Linked DNA regions of Homo sapiens: region 1 is linked to region 2. The links are chromatin contacts, found by Hi-C or POLR2A ChIA-PET in ENCODE. All regions are on one chromosome and are shown on one strand. The core of a region is the stretch at or near the end of the contact, and the rest is flanking DNA. Distances in the headings are between cores, read along the strand shown.

What was found. A loop is a pair of places that touch in the nucleus more often than their neighbours do. ChIA-PET counts read pairs that join two places held with the same protein, here RNA polymerase II (POLR2A). Pooled maps may share reads with other maps.
Region 1: a loop to region 2 is called in a pooled map, with 2.5 times the contacts of the local background. The contact joins two enhancer-like sites. A Hi-C loop is called at or near these places in 1 of 37 single-sample maps with no recorded cell type and 3 of 50 pooled maps. POLR2A ChIA-PET finds 5 or more read pairs at or near these places in 1 of 52 experiments (activated CD4-positive, alpha-beta T cell).

The regions. Positions count from the first base shown.
Region 1 is chr12:121,988,755-121,993,856 of GRCh38, reverse strand. The region is part of intron 19 of CFAP251 (cilia and flagella associated protein 251); the gene reads right to left. Among named protein-coding and RNA genes, the nearest start is that of BCL7A, 31 kb to the left of the region's middle. RefSeq lists enhancers at 1,591-1,690, 2,773-2,822. Within about 2 kb of position 1,621, at least 13 of the 41 ENCODE cell types and tissues checked have a DNase peak (open chromatin) inside an H3K27ac peak, as active enhancers do.
Region 2 is chr12:121,519,828-121,524,757 of GRCh38, reverse strand. KDM2B (lysine demethylase 2B) reads left to right here. Exons shown (of 23, transcript NM_032590.5): 9 at 3,658-3,773. Among named protein-coding and RNA genes, the nearest start is that of KDM2B-DT, 58 kb to the left of the region's middle. RefSeq lists an enhancer at 1,357-1,546. Within about 2 kb of position 1,582, at least 3 of the 41 ENCODE cell types and tissues checked have a DNase peak (open chromatin) inside an H3K27ac peak, as active enhancers do.

The DNA of each region.
Region 1 (5,102 bases), core at 372-2,871, 470 kb before region 2:
CTGACCCCCCCCACCTCCCTCCCGGACGGGGCGGCTGGCCGGGCGGGGGGCTGACCCCCCCACCTCCCTCCCGGACGGGGTGCTGGCCGGGCAGAGGGGCTCCTCACTTCTCAGACGGGGTGGTTGCCAGGCAGAGGGTCTCCTCACTTCTCAGACGGGGCGGCCGGGCAGAGACGCTCCTCACCTCCCAGACGGGGTCTCGGCCGGGCAGAGGCACTCCTCACATCCCAGATGGGGCGGCGGGGCAGAGGCGCTCCCCACATCTCAGACGATGGGCGGCCGGGCAGAGACGCTCCTCACTTCCTAGATGTGATGGCGGCTGGGAAGAGGCGCTCCTCACTTCCTAGATGGGATGGCGGCCGGGTGGAGACGCTCCTCACTTTCCAGACTGGGCAGCCAGGCAGAGGGGCTCCTCACATCCCCGACGATGGGCGGCCAGGCAGAGACACTCCTCACTTCCCAGACGGGGTGGCGGCCGGGCAGAGGCTGCAATCTCGGCACTTTGGGAGGCCAAGGCAGGCGGCTGGGAGGTGTAGGTTGTAGTGAGCCGAGATCACGCCACTGCACTCCAGCCTGGGCACCATTGAGCACTGAGTGAACGAGACTCCGTCTGCAATCCCGGCACCTCGGGAGGCCGAGGTTGGCGGATCACTCGCGGTTAGGGGCTGGAGACCGGCCCGGCCAACACAGCGAAACCCGGTCTCCACCAAAACCAGTCAGGCGTGGCGGCGCGTGCCTGCAATCGCAGGCACTCGGCAGGCTGAGGCAGGAGAATCAGGCAGGGAGGTTGCAGTGAGCCGAGATGGCAGCAGTACAGTCCAGCTTCGGCTCCGCATGAGAGGGAGACCGTGGGGAGAGGGAGAGGGAGAGGGAGACGGAGAGGGAGAGGGAGTGGGAGAGGGAGAGGGAGAGCTCTTGTGATTATATTTTTCTATGCACTTGCTAATTACAATACATGTAATCATAACATAAGATAAATTATAATTTGGCTGGGTGGGGTGGCTTACGCCTGTAATCCCAGCACTTTAGGAGGCTGGAGTGGGTAGATCGTTTTAGGAGCTTGAGACAGCCTGGGCTGTGAAATCCTGTCTCTACAAAAAAGACAACAAATTAGCTTGGCGTGGTGGCGCATGTGCCTGTAGTCCCAGCTACTTGGGAGGCTGAGATGGGAGGATCACCTGAGCCCGGGAGGTGGAGGCTGCACTGAGCCGTGATTGTGCCACTGCACTCCAGCCTGGGCAACAGGAGTGAGGAGTAAGACCCTGTCTGAAAAAGAAAAAAAAAAGAAATAATATATATAAATATATATAAATTACCAATGTAATATATGATTTAACTCAGTTCAGAACAGGAGACTAAGACGACAAAAGGAATTCATAAGGGCCTGAGTTACTCATACCCAGAGAGTTCCAAAGAGCTCAGCAAACATTCACAGCACAAACCACTCAGCATGTGATTCACCTCTTACTCTCTCTTCCCGTATGACTGATCAAGAATCACTACTCAACAAGCACGGAGTTGGCAGCTTCGGCATCACTGACATTTCCTTCCTGAGCCGACTTCGCAAGTGTTCGTTGAAAAGGCAGGTTCTGCTACTTGTCTGAACAAAGTTCATGCTTGGGAGAGGAACCTCGGAGCTGGAAATAGAACGCAGAGCTTGTTCTGAACGCCCCCGTGTGAAGATGGCTTGAGAGAAGCAGGAGTCCTAGCTGAGCGGCCCAGACGCACTGGTGGTTGTCAGTCAGCCTGGCCTTTGATTGGCATTCTCACGCCTGCTAAGGCGGGGCTTTATTCCATTCACCTGGAGAGCTTAAACAGTTCTGAGGCCCAGATCCTATTCCCTGAGAACCTGATTTTTTTTTTTAGATGATAGTCTCACTCTGTCGCCCAGGCAGGAGTCCAGTGGCGTGATCTCGGATCACAGCAACCTCCACCTCCTGAGTCCAACCAATTCTCCTGCCTCAGCCTCCCAAGTAGCTGGGACTACAGGCGCGCGCCACCACAGCTGGCTAATTTTTGTATTTTTAGTAGCAACAGGGTTCCTACTGTTGGCCAGGCTGGTCTCAAACTCTTGACTTCAAGTGATCTGCCTGCCTCGGCCTCCCAAATTGCTGGGATTACAGGAATGAGCCACCACAACCAGCTGAGATCCTGATTTAATTGGTCTGGGGACCAAATTTTTGGAAGCTTCTCATTCGAATGATTTGAATGCGTAGCCAAGCTTGAGAAACATGGCTGGAAGGCAAAGGCTCGCTGACATGTCAGGCTTCACAATGACCGGGAGGTCTTGTTCAAACAGACTGCTGGTCCCACCTGGGGGGTTTCTGAGTCTGGGATAGGGTCTGACCATTTGCATTTCTTGTAAGTCCCTAGGTCACGTGAAGTCAATCCTGTTGGTCTGGGGACCACACTTTGAATACTGCTGCTCTTAGACCACAGGGGTTCACGGAGGTGATACTGGTGCCAAAATGAATCAGCCCCAAGCTTGTGACTTTCAGTAGAGAGTAATAATGGGTGGCAGCTGCGGTGCACGCTCTAATTCTTTGGGCTCACATCTGTTTTCCCCATTAAGCTGTAGCCAGAGCTTTCATCTCTATTTCCCCGGCAGCTTAGTTCAGAGCCTGGCACATTATAGAGGCTCAGAGAAATGTTTACTGAATGGATAGATAGATGGATGAATGGATGAATGAATGAATGATGAAGTAAATAATGTGGACACAAGTGAGGCCACAAAAAGAATTCTCTTGAAACTCACAAGAAGCTTAGAATAATCATTTAGTGCCCTAGTTAATTTTACTCGATTTACTAGTAGTTACTGAGCATTTGGTTTAGTGCAAAGCCAATGAAATACAAGTCTCTCAATTATTACTAGAACAGTTCTGCATTCTGGTTTTCAATCTTAGTCACTGGGGTCAGCAAATATTTATTCAGTGTCTATTAAGGTCTGGGCCATGTGAAGAGATGCTCAAGAGACGATATACACAAGGAAAGCGAACTAACAGGCTCCATCGCCAAGGTCCTCAGCCCTGGCTGCCTGGGGCTTTAAAAACTGTCCATGCTTAGACTCCACCCCTAGGTTCTGTTGCACAAGGCTGGGGCCCAGGTGTAAAAATCAGGTGTAAAAATACTGATGTATTTTTTTAAGTGCCCTCAACTGATTTTAAAAGGTTGGCTACCGTGGCTCTAGAAGATTCAGTGCCAAGATGCAGGAGAACATCATCAAAGGTTGGAGGAGCTCTCAGCCAGGTGGGCTTCGGGAAGGCTTCCTGGAAGAGGTGGGCCTACTGCAGAGCCATGAAGGGTTTGGCCAGTAGGAGGTCAGAGGAAGACACTGTATGCTGGGAAACAAGCATGAGGAGGAGGGTGCAGAGGAGGTGCCCACCCCGAGCCCATGCACCCAATTCTAGACCACACTCTGGGTACCTGAACCCGAGGCTTCTCTCCCCTACATAACCTAAGCCCACTTCCGGGGCCCATGGGGATCTCACCCTCCTGAGGCCAACCTGTGCCCCTGGTGTTGCCCACCCATAGGCCTGAAGGGTGCCCCGGGGCTGCTGTTTGGAGAGTATAGAGAAGGGTCCACCTCCTGAATGCCATGCACACAGTGGCCAGGGATGGGGTCAGAGCTGGGAGGACACATGGGGCAGGCCCAGCTTGGCTTGGCCCTGCATGCTGCCCATTCGGGTGTGAACTTTGAATCAGCTCATGTTGAAGGTTGAACTGTCAAGGGGGAATATTTATTTATCAGCTTGTTGCTTGATTGGTAACTTTTAAACATTTAGACATACAGCATCTGGGCCTCTGTTGCCCCGACTGCTCCAGGCCCCAAGACATGAGGGTGGCCTCTTGGTGGTGGGCTGGAGTCCCCTCACCCGAGAGCATCTTATTTCTGCCTCTGTCATTGATGACGCAGGCCTTTGGGTCTGTGATCCCTGCTGTCAGCCTCAGGAAGCCATTGATGTCCTTAGAATTATGTTCTATAATTAAGTTTTACAACCTCCCTATTAAATGGAGAGGAACACGATATATTTGAACTGGGGCCATTCCTTGTTTTTATAAGCAGGCTCCTGGTGGGGGCAGGTTTGCTTTTCTAATGGTTTCATGGACCAGTAGGACTGGGAGCACTCACCCTCTTCCCCACGCCCTCTTCCCAACGCACAATACCCTCTAGAACATTCTCAACTAATGGGGCACAGTGTCTTGTTCCCACTCATCATCTTCACTCATACCCTCCCCTGGTCACCCCCTGCATCTCCTCGCTGACCCGGGGCAGGGAGTAGTGGGCTGAGGAGGGGGCGTAAGGGCTGGGCAGCGTCACTGCATGGCCACATCTGGAGACCCCTGTGAGCGCCCCCTCTGCGATTCATGCAACACTGTGACCCCAACTGCTCCATACCTCCCTCCAGGAACTAGATCTGGATGGCGACTGCCTCTTTTTCCAGGAGTGGGGCATGCATGCACAGTTCTGCCCTCTGGACGCAGTCTCAGGTGACAGCAGCCAAGGCCTGGCCTGGTGCTCTTGCCCACTGTCTTCTACTCCATGTGAACAACACCCATTCACAGGGCCCTTTAGAGTGACTGTCACCCTGCCCTGCATCAGAGCCCAGGTCTCAAACACCTCCAGGGACTCTTCCCTTCCCAGTGAATGTTTTCAAAGGTCTGAAAGAGACAGTCCTAGCTGAATGACAAGTCTTGCACCTTGTACCAAACCCACAATCAAGGATTTGCTAATTCTGTGTCCACAGCTCTCTAAAATCCTGATCCTGCCTCATGCACCCTAAAGCCCCAGATGGTTCCTAGCTCAAGTGAAGAAGTGATGTGGGCCGGGCACCGTGGCTCACATCTGGGATCCCAGCACTTTGGGAGGCCAAGTTGGGTGGATCATTTGAGGTCAGGAGTTCAAGACCAGCCTGGCCAACATGGTGAAACCCCATCTCTACTAAAAATACAAAAATTAGCTGGGCGTGGGGGCGGGCACCTGTAGTCCCAGGTACTCGGGAGGCTGAGGTGGGAGAATCACTTGAACTTGGGAGGCAGAGGCTGCAGTGAGCCGAGATCGCGCCATTGCACTCCAGCCAGAGGGAGATTTCATCTCAAAAAAA
Region 2 (4,930 bases), core at 333-2,832:
GCCAGCGTTCCCAGCCCAGGCAGCAGCCTGGGAGCACCGGCTCTCATGCTTCCTGGGCTGTCGAGAGGCCATCGGAGGAGGGGTATGGATGGGGCCCACAAACGCTGTTATTTCCACACCTCCTTCTTACTGAGGGAGGCATGTGGGTAATGAAGCAGATGTGAGCAGAGCTGGGGGAGGGACGCAGTGGCGGCTAATCCAGGGGTGGCTGCCTGACCCACCCTTGAGGCCCTGGCTGCGAAGGGGAGTGGGTAAAAGCTTCTAGAATCCCTCGAGTGTCTGGGCGTGCAGATCCCCTGCCCCCTCCTCGCAGCAGCAGCTCTCCTCTGTGTTCCTCTTTCCTCACGTGTCAGGGCAACAGATGTAAGTCAGGTGCGTTGGCCTCTGCACCTGCCAGGAGAACAGGGAGAGTCCAGGGCTGGGAAAGATGGATGCATGTGGGCACCATCCTCTACCAGAGCCCTTGTGATCGACAGAGACAACCACAGATACCAATGCCAATTGCTTATATGGATTCAGGACTTGCTCACCAAGTTCCCCAGAAGGGAGGGGAGTGGAGGGGACAGGATGGAACCCTAGCCCCTGGACTTGGGCTTTCTGCAGGGAGGGAGGTAGGCTTGTGGGGCCATATAAGATGCACCTGCCTGTGCATCACATGACCCGGTGGTCCCGGGTCCCAATCTTAGGAAATGTTGCTAGGATAACGGGGATGGCGACAATAACAGCATTCAATAGCATGGTTCCACTTGGTGGAAACATGGAAATGTTGAGGTCAGCCTGCAGGCAGCAGAGGCAGGAGACTGAAGCGGATGTGGAGACAGAGGCTCTTTCAGGGCGGCAGCCATGCTTCTGTGCAGAGGAGGGTGAAGGTCGTGGGATGGGAAGCTGGGGAGCTCGACGGCCGCTTGCAACCGCACAGAGCAGCTGTCTTTCATGGCTCACGCCAGAGACCCGGGGAGCCAGGCACAGAACGAGGTTGCCTAAAGCAAAGCCCTCGTGCCTGTACCCGGCAGCACTGGGCTTCTGGTGATGAGCTTTCCCTTGCTCTCCCCTGAGGATGGCCAGCTCTGTTCCATGCGTTGCCCTGGTGGGAAGGGACAGCGGCTGAGTGTCCACTGCGGATGCCAGCAGTGGCCCCGCAGTCTGTGCTGTCTTCCAGGCAGGAGCGTTGCTCCCAGCAGTGGTGACCACCCATGACTCAGGGCTGGCGTGTTTCATTGGGGGACAGACTGGAACCGCTCGGGCTTGGGGGGCAGAGGCAGTCGCTGTAATTTTCCTCAGAGCAAAAGAATAAAGTGCATGGCTGGGAGAGGAGGGGACAGCGGCCTCCAGGGCCAGGCCCTTCAAGGTGCAGGGTCTTGGGGCACCGCCACCCTTCCCTCTGCTGCACCATTCCCCCAGCCAACCCTCCTCTGTCCTTCACTGTGAGTTGCTCCGCCTCTGTCCGCCCTTGTCCTTATTTCTCTCTGCGTTTCTCCTTTTGCCTCCCCTCTGTATTTCCCAGCCTTTCCCCCGGGACTTGCAGTCCTGTGCAGAACCTTTGATGCAGCGGCAGCTGTGCAGCGTGCTGGCTAAAAACGGAGCCGCTGTCGCTTGCCAGCTGTGACTCATTCAGCAAGTGGCTTCCCCCTTTGTGCCCTCAGTTTCAGCATCTGTGAATTGGGGTTGATTCTCCTCCTGCCCATCTCCTAGCCCCACGCTGTGTGACCCGGCAGCCAGGAGCCACACACATGTCACCTGAGCACTTGCAGTATGGCCACTGTGAATTGCAGTGCAGTAGCTGTGTGTCCCAGTGAATGAGGGGCTTTCTCCCAGCCTTCATGGACCATGCAGAGCCCGACTTCCCGGGCTCAAAATCCTGATAGGTGACTTCATTTTTCTGTGCCTCACTTTCCTCATCCATAATTTTTGTTGTTGTTTTTGGCTCTGTCTCCCAGGCTGGAGTGCAGTGGTGCGATCTTGGCTCACTGCAACCTCCACCTCCGGGGTTCAAGCAATTCTCATGCCTCCGCCTCCCAAGTAGCTGGGACTACAGGCATGTGCCACCAAGCCTGGCTAATTTTTGTATTTTTAGTGGAGACGGGGTTTCGCCATATTGACCAGGCTGGTCTCAAACTCCTGACTTCAGGTGATCCTCCCGCCTCGGTCTTCCAAAGTGCTGGGATTATAGGCATGAGCCACCGTGCCTGGCCCTCATCTGTAAATTGAGGTTGAATATAGTATATACTTTTTTTTTTTTTTTTGAGACGGAGTTTCACTCTTGTTGCCCAGGCTGGAGTGCAATGGTGCGATCTCGGCTCACTGCAACCTCACCTTCCGGGTTCAAGCGATTCCCCTGCCTCAGCCTCCTGAGTAGCTGGGATTACAGGCATGCACCAACACGCCTGGCTAATTTTGTATTTTTAATAGAGACAGGGTTTCTCCATGTTGGTCAGGCTGGTCTCGAACTCCCGACCTCAGGTGATCCGCCCACCTCGGCCTCCCAAAGTGCTGGGATTACAGGCGTGAGCCACCATGCCCGGCCATGAATATAGTATATACTTTTTCGGGATTTCATGAGAATTAATGAGTTAAGGCCTGAAAAGCCCTTAGACCACTGTGCCTGGCACAAGGTGGGCCCTCTATTATCGTTTCTTCTTTTTTTTTCTTTTTGAGATGGTTATCTCTGTTACCCAGGCTGGAGTGCAGGGGTGTGATCACAGTTCACTGAAGCTTCAACCTCTGGAGCTCAAGTGATCCTCCCACCTCAGCCTCCTGAGTAGCTGGGACCGCAGGTGTGCACCACCATGCCCTGCTATTTATTTAATTTTTTTTAGAGATGAGGTATTACTATATTGTCCAGGCTGATCTCAAACTGCTGAGCTCAAGCGATCTTCCCGCCTCAGCCTCCCAAAGTGCTGGGATCACAGAGGTGCACCACTACACCTGGCCCTGCCTCCGTTTCCCTTGTGATGGTGACTGTGTCTGGCTCCAGGCTAGGAGTTTGGAGAGATGAAAAACTGCGGCTCCCAGCTGTGAGAAGCTGCAGGAGAGACTTACCAGCAGCCTGTGGGGCAGAGTGGAGGGCAGAGCTGAGGGGGGCATGCAGGCGTTGTGTGACCAAGGAGACCACATGGAAAGGGGCCTGGGTGGAGTTTGATGACAAGAAGATGGACTTGGGCGGAGGAAAGTGCTTGGGTCCTGCAGCTCTGGCAAGACGTCACTCCTGCGTCATGGTTCCCAGCCATCCTTTGTGACCCCTCTGGGATGGTGAGGAAAGACTCTGGACACATGTGCCACCTGGGAGGGGAGGTGAGGCTCCGTGGCCTGCATGGAGGTGGAGAAAGGGCCTGCCTCTCTGCTGGCCATTGCAGCCAGGTCCCCAGAGGAAGCTTTTGTCATCACGGTCCTCAAGAAGTGGGGGCTGATCTGCAGCTTCCCAGCTCCTGACTTGAGCCAGACAGTGGCTGCTCGAGGCTGCAAGTCTGAGTCCTCTCGGCGGCTCAGGCCTGGGCGTTGTGCAGCAGGCATTGCTGGGCGCCGCTGCCCCAGGCCCTGGCTGCTCTTCTCCACTCCCTGCACCCTCCTGCACGCTCGCTCTCCCTCCCTGCAGCCTTGTGAGGTGTGGGAGCCCACAGGGGCCAGCGGCTCATCCTCTCCTTGCCCTTCCCACCCCAGGTTGGATCCATGCCGTCTACACCCCTGTAGACTCTTTGGTGTTCGGCGGAAACATCCTGCACAGCTTTAACGTGCCCATGCAGCTGCGGATCTACGAGATCGAGGACAGGACGCGGGTAAGGAGGTTCCCTTCTGTCCTCGCGTGCGCGCCTGGCCCCTGAGCTCTGCCGGTGCTCGGTGTGTGGGACAGGTCATACTGAAGTCCTCCACAGTTCCCCTCTCCCTCCCGATTCCTCTCTCAAGCTGGCTTCAGTCCTGGTTCTGTGGCGGGGGAGGGGGGGCAGGGGAATGCCTGTAGGAGCCACACCCGGAGGCCCTGGAGTTTCTGTTCACCTCCAGGTTGGGGGCAGCCAAAACCCCCTTGTGGAAGAGGAAGTGTCTCTGAGAAAGCACCGTGAGATTTCAGGGACCTGCCTCTTCCTCCTCACGTGGAGAAAGTGGTGTGAGGGATTAGGGGGATTTGGTCGCTGTTGTTTGGAGGATGGGTGTGGACCTTGGAAGGGCCTGTCCTGGTCTGAGGTCAGGTCTTGGCTATATGTTCTCCCAGGGACCCCAGATCTGACTGGGGAGGAAGCCTGAGGAAGCCAGTGCCTGAGTCCCCCTGGGTACTGTCTCTGAGGTAGTCTCCATGTCTGCTGAGGACGTCTCTAGTTTCCTGGGGCCGAGGCTTTTCTCTGCCCTTGACAGGGACGGTGCTAGTTTCCCAGACGTCAAGTTTCCCTCACTCACCCCATGTCCTACGAACATGGGCGGAGGCTTAGGTAACTGATGTGTGTCCTTCGCTCCACAAGTGTCCCCTGAAAAGGACAAGTGGCCTGAACTTGCCATGGCCTTTCTCGTGCTAGGACTTGATCACGTGTCCCTAGGCACATAAGACAGGTCCCAAACTGGGTCAAAACTGAAGACTTGGGGCCGGGCGCGGTGGCTCTTGCCTGTAATCCCAGCACTTTGGGAGGCCGAGGTGGGTGGATCACTTGAGGTCAGGAGTTCGAGACCAGCCAGGCCAACATGATGAAACCCTGTCTTTACCAAAAATACAAAAAAGCTGGGCGTGGTGGTGTACGCCTGTAGTCCCAGCTACTTGAGAGGCTGTGGTGGGAGGGTCGTTTGAGCCCGGGAGGCGGAGGTTGCAGTGAACCGAGATCACGCCACTGCACTCCATCCTGGGCGACAGAGCCGGACCTGTCTCATACTAAAAAACAAAGAAACAAACAAAACCCAGAGACTTGGGGTAAAAAAGTCCCATTTCTTGTTCTACTTGTTCCTGTTTTTT